Linked DNA regions of Homo sapiens: all the other regions are linked to region 2. Evidence: chromatin contacts called from ENCODE Hi-C or POLR2A ChIA-PET data. All regions are on one chromosome and are shown on one strand. Each heading gives the region's core, a stretch centred on a gene start or an enhancer-like site at or near the end of the contact. The rest is flanking DNA. Distances are from core to core; before and after follow the strand shown.

Region 1 (2,700 bases), core at 111-2,610, 720 kb before region 2:
GTTTGCTTTTATCTTCTCACTGAAATACATATGGTTTTTGTGTGAACTACATTCCTTTTATTTCTTCTTTATATGACAGTCAGGACATTATATTGATTTTTTTTTGAATTTATGTGTGTAAGTAGGTTATATTATCTAGGAATTTTATTTCGGGATGGGAAAAGGGGGCAGTGCAAAAATACTCAATAAAAAAAATAGCCGGGCATGGTGGCTCACAGTGGCTCACACCTGGAATCCCAGCACTTTCGGAGGCTGAGGCAGGTGGATCATTTGAGGTCAGGAGTTCGAGACCAACATGGCCAACATGGTGAAACCCCATCTCTACTAAAAATACAAAAATTAGCCGGGCGTAGTGGCACGTGCCTGTAGTCCCAGCTACTTGGGAGGCTGAGGCCGGAGAATGGCTTGAACCTGGGAGGCGGAGGTTGCAGTGAGCTGAGATCGCACCACTGCACTCCAGCCTGGGCGACAGAGTGAGACCCTGTCTCAAAAAAAAAAAATTGGGTACCGGTCTGACGGGATTGAACTCCCTTGTTGTAGGGCCTCATAGGTCATTGCAAGGCTAGTGAGGTTGGAAAAGTGCAGGAAAAAAGTCACCATTACCCAGGCACTGTGGGGTTGCCCCTCTGGTCCCCATTTTGCCATTGACATAATGGGCGTCAGTCTGACCAGCAAAAGACTAAACTCCCCTTTTCCAGCCCTGCAATTCAAATATCCCAGATGGGGGTAAATCTAGGAAGGCCACCTGGAGGAGGGGAGGAGCAAAATAGTTCGTTTTTAGTACCTATTGTGTCTGCCATGCTGGCAGCTATGTGAAGCTATTTATTTATTTATTTTTATTTATTTGTATTTTTATTGCCTGGGATAGAGTGCAATGATGTGATCTTGGCTCACTGCAACCTCTGCTGCTCGGATTCAAGCAATTCTTGTGCCTCAGACTCCCGAGTAGCTGGGATCACAGGCGTGCACCACCATGCCAGGCTAATATTTTGTATTTTTAGTAGAGATGGGGTTTTGCCATGTTGGTCAGGCTGGTCTCCAACTCCTGACCTCAGGTGATCCGCCCGCCTCGGCCTCCCAAAGTGCTGGCATTACAGGTGTGAGCCACCATGCCCGGCCGATGTGAAGCTATTTATATCCTCACCACAATCTCAAATCAGAGGGGTGAAGTTACTTAGCTAGGGTCACACAGCAAGGAAGCTTTGGAACCCTGGTCTGAGCGATTTCCTGACAGGTCCTGGCAGATGAGGGGAAGGAAGGAGGGGGAGGAGCCCTCTGTGACAGTTGTCCCAGAAAGGGCATAAACAGGATGTGGTGTTGGATGAAACCTTCCTCCTACTGCACAGCCCGCCCCCCTACAGCCCCGGTCCCCACGCCTAGAAGACAGCGGAACTAAGAAAAGAAGAGGCCTGTGGACAGAACAATCATGGTCAGGGGCCAGGGGTTCTATGGGAAGAGCTGGGGCTGGGGTTGGGGCTGGGGCTTGGAGGACACCTGGGCGAAGGTCAGGCTATGGGATGGAGGTCACGGGCCGGGAAGGGGGCCCAACTGTGGTGAACAGCCCGGCTGGAAGAACAGAGAGACAGTGGCTCTGGGTTTAGGCTCAGGAAGTGGATCTCTGCACCTCCTTGAGTGTCCCCCAAGAGTCCCCGTGGAGAAGGCGGGAACCCAGCCTCTGCTCCGCCCCCCAAGCTGAGTGCCCTGGTGAGGGGTATCTACTCTGTGGGAAGGGTGCCTTTTCTCAATGTTCACAAAGGCATCAGATGGGCCGGCGCGATGCTCCTCTTCATTAGTGGATGGAGAAACAGGTTTGGGGAAGGGGTGAGGGCTGAGGCCAGGCCATTTCAGCTCTTCCTGGGTCCCTCCGGCAGTCTGACTCCCTGGTGGTGTGCGAGGTAGACCCAGAGCTAACAGAAAAGCTGAGGAAATTCCGCTTCCGAAAAGAGACAGACAATGCAGCCATCATAAGTGAGTGACATCTTCCCCCACAGAAGGATGGGAGGGCGGTGGTGAGGGCAGATAGGGAGGGCTGGGCTTGTGTCCCCCATGGATCAGGGGGAGTGTCTAATCCCTGTGTGCCACCCCTCCCCAGTGAAGGTGGACAAAGACCGGCAGATGGTGGTGCTGGAGGAAGAATTTCAGGTGATGGGCTGGGGTGATTGGGACTGGGAGGTACAGGGTGAGACTGGGAGAACCAAGTGGTTGGAACTGATATGAAGAGCCTGGCATGGGGGTAGAAAGACCTGGAGATTGGCCGAGCACAGTGGCTCATGCCTGTAATCCCAGCACTTTGGGAGGCCGAGGCAGGTGGATCACCTGAGGTTGGGAGTTCAAGACCAGCCTGGCAAACATGGTGAAACCCCATCTGTACTAAAAATATAAAAAGTTAGCTAGGCATGGTGGTGGGCACCTGTAATCACAGCTACTTGGGAGGCCGAGGCAGGAGAATCGCTGGAACCCGGGAGATGGAGGCTGTAGTGAGCCGAGATTGTGCCACTACACTTCAGTCTGAACCACAGAGCAAGACTCTGTCTCAAAAACAAAAACAAAAAACAAAAAAACAAAAAACCCTGGAGATCAAGTTCTAGCTCACTCATGACCCCCAGCAAGAGACTTTGCCTGTTTGTGTCTCTATTTCCTCATCTGTGAAATGGGGAGAATAGTACTTATCTCATAGGCTTGTTTTTACATCCAGTGATT
Region 2 (2,860 bases), core at 152-2,651:
AGCGCTTCCTCCAACCGGGCTCAGACCTGTCGATACCCTTGAGCAACTTGCCCACGTTGGCTCTCATCTGCTCAAACATCGCCATGACTTCTGTCGCCTTCCACAACCAGGGCTGGAGGCTAACACTGACCCGGCACGGCGTCCTCAAGGACGGGAACAGGAAGAGGTGGTGGAAACGGAAACGACGTCGTTGTTGTCGCTCCAGCTCCTTGGGTGCGGTAAAGGGAAAGGCTCTAGCAGCAGCCGCCACGCTTTCCGGCTGCCACGTGACTTCTTCCTCGCAGGCGCAATTGGCGCGTGCGCATTCGCGCCACTCAAGCTGGACAGACAGCGTGAGAAAAATCTTACTGGATCCCAGTGCGCAGGCGCCTCTCGTGGCGAGGGGGCGGGGCTAAGCTTTTCCCGGGCCTCACAGACCCAGTTCCAGTGCCGGTAGCGCGGGAGCGTGCGCGCGCGAACTCACCGGGAAGCACCCGGAGCTCTGGCGGCGTGCGCGCGCGTTGTATTGCGCGCGGCCATGAGGCCACGGAGCTCTGCGGGAATGCACGCAGCAGCCTTACGTTTAGGCCATGGCCAAGTTCCGAGGGAGGTGTTCTGAGGTCCCTCTTGCCACAGGCCTGGGCGCCTGGTGCAGGATCCTGAGCTCTCCAGTTTCAAGTCTCAGCCCTTGGTCCCCAGCTCCAGGAGGAGGGTCCCACAAAGCTACTGTGCTCTGCCGGGCAGGGGCTGGGGTGAGGGCTCCTGGACTTCGCCGGATCGCGCCCCGTCTCCATTAGGTTCCGGTCTTGGAGCTGAGGGCGAGCGTCCCATTTGTACTGCCATGAATTATATATTATGTATAGGTTTTGTACACTGCAGGCCTACAAAATGCAGTTATGTGCCATGCATGTGGAGGTATATGTCCTGGGTACATCCACGTGTGTACTGTGCACACAGGTATCCAGGCAGATGCACGTCTACACGCCTGCGCAGTGCAGAGGAGGTAACCCAAGTGCATGTATGTGACAGGTGAACAGGCATGTACACTGCATAGCCATCCCTTTGCAGACCTGCCGCCTTCGGGTTGTGGCCAAACCTTCAAGCACCCAGCAGAGGTTTAGACACTACCTAGGAGACGGGGGCGGGGGTTCTAAGGCACCCCCCTCCAACCCAGTTACGATTAAGATCATTTGCATCACATTTACATCCAGCCCTGGGCCTTGGAGGTTGAGGGTGGTCCCTTGGGTCCCAAGACAAGCTGCCCCTCAGAGGCTCTCAGAGCCCAGGGGACGGGGGGGTGGAGCCCGTTGCACAGTCGTGCAGTGCAGCTGGGGCAGGAAGCGAGAGTGAGGAGGGGGGAGGCCACAGCCCGCGGAGGCAAGGCGGGTGCAGGGCTTCTGGGGACGGAGGGAGGTGCCAGAAGTTGAGCCCTGAGGCCCTGCTGGCCCCTGGGCGCAGGCCCAGCTCAGGCCCCCAGGGATGGACGTCGTGGACCCTGACATTTTCAATAGAGACCCCCGGGACCACTATGACCTGCTACAGCGGCTGGGTGGCGGCACGTATGGGGAAGTCTTTAAGGTGAGGAAGCCCCTCTGTCCCCAACACCCTACAACCAGTGACCTTTAAGGCAAGCCCTCGGCAGGGAGGAGGCTGCAAGAGGGGGTCCCAGTTCTTGACCTTGACTCAGGGATGCTGTGGAGGGACTCTGGCAAATGGAGCCTGCCTGACTGCCAACTTCCCCTTTGCAAGGCTCGAGACAAGGTGTCAGGGGACCTGGTGGCACTGAAGATGGTGAAGATGGAGCCTGGTGAGGAGGGAACATGGAGCTCCTTCCCCACATCCCCACCTTCGCCTCCTGGGACACTGGGATCACCTCCCCTGTAGCTCTCTCCCCATGCGAGCTGCCTTTTCTCTCCCGCCCTCCTCACAGATGATGATGTCTCCACCCTTCAGAAGGAAATCCTCATATTGAAAACTTGCCGGCACGCCAACATCGTGGCCTACCATGGGAGTTATCTCTGGTGATGAACCTCAGACCCACCCTGGCACCCAGCCCAGCCCCTAACCCGGAGTCCCCATTTCTTGATGGGGGTACCCTCAGTTCTTTTTTTTTCTTTTCTTTTTCTTTTTTGAGATGGAGTCTTGTTCTGTTGCCAGGCTGGAGTGCAGTGGCATGATCTCAGCTCACTGCAACCTCTGCCTCCTGGGTTCAAGCAATTCTCTGCCTCAGACTCCCGAGTAGCTGGGATTACAGGCGCTCACCACCCTGCCCGGCAAATTTTTGTATTTTTAGTAGAGATGGGGTTTCACCATCTTGGCCAGGCTGGTCTTGAACTCCTGACCTTGTGATCCACTCGCCTCGGCCTCCGAAAGTGCTGGGATTACAGGTGTGATCCACCGCGCCTGGTCTTGGCACCCTCAGTTCTAACCTTGAACTTCCATTTCTCACCATAACCCGACCTCCCATCCTGGACCCCCATTTTTGACTGGGCTAACCCTACCATGATCCTCACTCCTAAGTCCCACTTTTCTGACCAGAGCAGCCTCTAATCTAATCTCCAATCTAAAATTCCCATTTCTGACCAAGAGTACCCCAAATTGATCTCTTCATAGTAACTGAATTTGAAATCAACTCCCTTGAAACGAAGCTCTCACCATTCTGCTCTTTGGCTCACCCAGTTTCACTCTCTGCTCCTTTAATATAAACTCCTAAATTCCCTGATCCCCAAATTAATATTCCAGATGCCCCAATAATGACCTCTGCTCCCCAGAACAGGTGCCCTGGGCCCCTCTGTCCCCTCCAAATCTCCACAACCCGTGAGATCTCTGCCCTGCCTCCTAGGTTGGCGTGGGACGGCAGTGGGGTCCCGCCCAAAGGCCT
Region 3 (2,991 bases), core at 307-2,806, 580 kb after region 2:
CTTGCTGGAAGAATTTAAACCCAGGCCAGACAGTGAGCAGCCTGGTCCCCTGTACCCCACCCCCCGCACCCCCGGACCTCTTATGAGGCAACAAAGTGTAGTGGCTAAGAACAGGGGCCCTGGACCCAGGCTGCATGCCTCCCTGTCCCAGCTCCTCTACCTGGCAGGCAGCTTCACCACTCGTGCCTCAGTTTCCTCATCATTACCATGGGGATATCACAGCAGTGACGTCTTAGGGTAGTTACAAGAACTGAATGAGATCATGCACGTGAGGCGCTTACGGCAGGGCTTGGCACAGAGTCAGCACCCATTAATGTTCATTATTACTGCTTTTCCTTCCCCATGAAACCAGGCAGTGCTGGCTGGCCACCCCAACAGATACTCTCAATTCATTTTTTCTCTGGCTTCCTCCTCAGGAAAGGCTGAAAAGTTAAATAACATTTGCCACCTTCCTTGGAGCTAGGGGAGGCTATGCGACATGGCAGCAGGAGCGATGTGTCCATGAGGGGAAAGATCAAGAGAATCAAAGCGGCTCTGCCCTGACACTGCCCAGCCACCAAACTAACACTGGCAGCCAAGCACCTCCAGGTGTGCTGTTGTGAGCGAGAAATAAGCCCTCATTCAATCAAGCTGCAGTGAGCGGGGGTTTCTGTTCCTGAAACTTGAAGACATTCCTGGCCGAATGCACATACCATGATGCAAATGGCTCAAGGCGCACACCCATGGTAATTGTTTGCCAATTTCAGCTCAGGCCCGCTGCTGAGAACCCCTGACCCAGAGGAAAAACAGTGGGTGGCTGAGCCATACAGTGCTTACCAAGCCCAGTCGCTGTGTTCCACCCTTCCTTTTCAGCTGTATCTACTCCCCATCTGTACAATTATTTACATACACGCACACACACACACACACACACACACATACGTATCTCTCTCGCTCTATTGCCCGGGGCTGGAGTACAGTAGCATGGCCTCGACCTCCTGGGCGCAAGTGATCCTCCTGCCATAGCCGTCCGAGTTCCTGGGACTACAGGTGCATGCCACCAAGCCTGGCTATTTAAAACATTTTTTGTAGAGATGGAGTCTCACTCTGCTGCCCAGGCTGGTCTTAAACTCTTGGCCTCAAGTGATTCTCCTGCCTTGACCTCCCAAAGAGCTGGGATTATAGAGTGAGCCACTGCACCCAGCCCTCAAGTGATGTTCAAGCTTTATATATTTAAAAAGAATCCATATCACCACTAAAAATGAAAAATTGCTATCTTTTGCTACAAAGAAAAGCAAACTTAAAAAATAAACACAATGAAAACAAAACATAGTCACAGTCATTCATTATCTGACGTTGCATAATTTGGGTTCAATGGACTGGCAAAAAATTTTTCACTTTCCTTTTCTATTGCGGGGAACATCAGATCTGGCAATACTCAGGGATAAGACTGGCTCCAGCTGAGCAGGGCTGCCCCTTGGAGAGGGAACACATTTCCTTTTCACAGAAACTGTGTTCAGAAGGGAGATGATTTGACTGTGATCTCCCGGATGGCTGTGGATGAATTAGGCTGGGGACCGCCTCACTCCCTCCTCTATTCAGGGCCTCCTCAGAGAGGCCTTCCTTGGCCACCTTGTCCGAAAATTGCCCTGTGAGGCCAGTCCCCTTCCCTGCTTTATTCATCACTATATACTCCTATATACATCCTATGTACACTATATACATCCAACTTATCCTATATTCACTTCTTTTTTTTTTTTGAGACCGAGTCTCGCTCTGTTGCCCAGGCTGGAGTGCAGTGGCGCAACCTCAGCTCACTGCCACCTCTGCCTCTGGGTTCAAGCGATCCTCCCACCTCAGCCTCTCAAGTAGCTAGGATTACAGGTGTGTGCCACCACGGTTGGCTAATTTTTTTGTATTTTTAGTAGAGACGGGGTTTAGTAGAGACGGCCACCATGTTGGCCAGGCTGGTCTTGAACTCCTGACCGCAAGTGACCCGCCCACCTTGGCCTCCCAAAGGTGTTGGGATTACAGGTGTGAGCCACCATGCCCAGCCCTATATTCACTTTTTATCTGTTTACTGTTTTATTCTCCAGTAGGATGTCCGTTCCCTTAAGGTAAGGAGTTTGTTTTTTCATTCCTGAATCCCTAGTGCCTAGAAGCAGATAGTAGGTGCTCAAATGCATATTTGCTGAGTGAAGGAAAATAAATGAATGAACAAACGAAACCTGTTCATGTTCTTTCCAAGTTCCCTAAGGCCCTGGTTACCACGTAGGAAAAGTGCCGTTCTTCCTGCTGTGTGAGAGGCAATGCTAGGAATTTACTTGGAACTTGGGAGCTTTTATCACATGAAAAAGGAATGTGCTAGATTAAAACAAGTATCTATGAGCCCATAGGATATAAATTAGTAACTAAATAAAGAAATAAGGGGGAAGGGACAGGTCTTCCTTACAGAAGAGTTCCAATTAATAAATGTAGATGGAATGAGAGGCACACAAAAACTGCCATCAGGGAAACAGCACAGCAGTAACTGCTGTAGACAAGACCCGGCCACCAATGGATGGTAAAATTAGTGGGTGGAAGTTTGAGGAAAAGCGGGATGTGGGATATTAGCATAGCCTCAAAGTTTCTCCCCAAAGGTAGCATTTTTGTTTTGTTTTAAAGAGACAGGCTCTTGCTCTGTCACCCACACTGGAGTGCAGTGGCACGATCTCAGCTCACTGCAATCTCCGCATCCTGGGCTCAAGCGATCCTCCTGCCTCAACCTCCTGAGTAGCTGGGACTACAGGTGTGCACCACCACACCTGGCTAATTTGTTTCTATTTTATTTTTTTAGAGCTAGGGTCTCACTTCATTGCACAAGCTGGTTTCAAACTCCTGGCCTGGAGTGCCCCAAGATAGCCATTAATTACAAAGGGAAAAGTGTAACTTTACTGTGGAGAAATCTGGCACACAGCAACTTAACCAAGTGATCTAGGTGAACATTACCGGAAATATGATGCATTGATGTCA

Evidence for each region. A loop is a pair of places that touch in the nucleus more often than their neighbours do. ChIA-PET counts read pairs that join two places held with the same protein, here RNA polymerase II (POLR2A). Pooled maps may share reads with other maps.
Region 1: a loop to region 2 is called in a map of CD8-positive, alpha-beta T cell, with 3 times the contacts of the local background. The contact joins the promoter of GMFG here to the promoter of MAP4K1 in region 2. A Hi-C loop is called at or near these places in 1 of 168 maps with a recorded cell type or tissue (CD8-positive, alpha-beta T cell), 1 of 37 single-sample maps with no recorded cell type and 14 of 50 pooled maps. POLR2A ChIA-PET finds 5 or more read pairs at or near these places in 2 of 52 experiments (Caco-2 and activated T-cell).
Region 3: a loop to region 2 is called in a pooled map, with 5 times the contacts of the local background. The contact joins the enhancer-like site here to the promoter of MAP4K1 in region 2. A Hi-C loop is called at or near these places in 1 of 168 maps with a recorded cell type or tissue (naive thymus-derived CD4-positive, alpha-beta T cell), 2 of 37 single-sample maps with no recorded cell type and 5 of 50 pooled maps. POLR2A ChIA-PET finds 5 or more read pairs at or near these places in 1 of 52 experiments (CD4-positive, alpha-beta T cell).

What each region holds. Positions count from the first base shown.
Region 1 is chr19:39,334,703-39,337,402 of GRCh38, reverse strand. GMFG (glia maturation factor gamma) reads left to right here and starts at 1,360. Exons shown (of 7, transcript NM_004877.4): 1 at 1,360-1,429; 2 at 1,872-1,968; 3 at 2,093-2,142. The coding sequence starts at 1,427.
Region 2 is chr19:38,616,494-38,619,353 of GRCh38, reverse strand. MAP4K1 (mitogen-activated protein kinase kinase kinase kinase 1) reads left to right here and starts at 1,401. Exons shown (of 31, transcript NM_001042600.3): 1 at 1,401-1,557; 2 at 1,729-1,786; 3 at 1,910-2,000. The coding sequence starts at 1,459. It overlaps EIF3K (eukaryotic translation initiation factor 3 subunit K), which reads right to left and starts at 166. Exons shown (of 8, transcript NM_013234.4): 1 at 27-166. The coding sequence starts at 85. RefSeq lists an enhancer at 828-877.
Region 3 is chr19:38,031,601-38,034,591 of GRCh38, reverse strand. All of the region lies in intron 2 of SIPA1L3 (signal induced proliferation associated 1 like 3), which reads right to left. Among named protein-coding and RNA genes, the nearest start is that of SIPA1L3, 130 kb to the right of the region's middle. Within about 2 kb of position 1,556, at least 6 of the 41 ENCODE cell types and tissues checked have a DNase peak (open chromatin) inside an H3K27ac peak, as active enhancers do.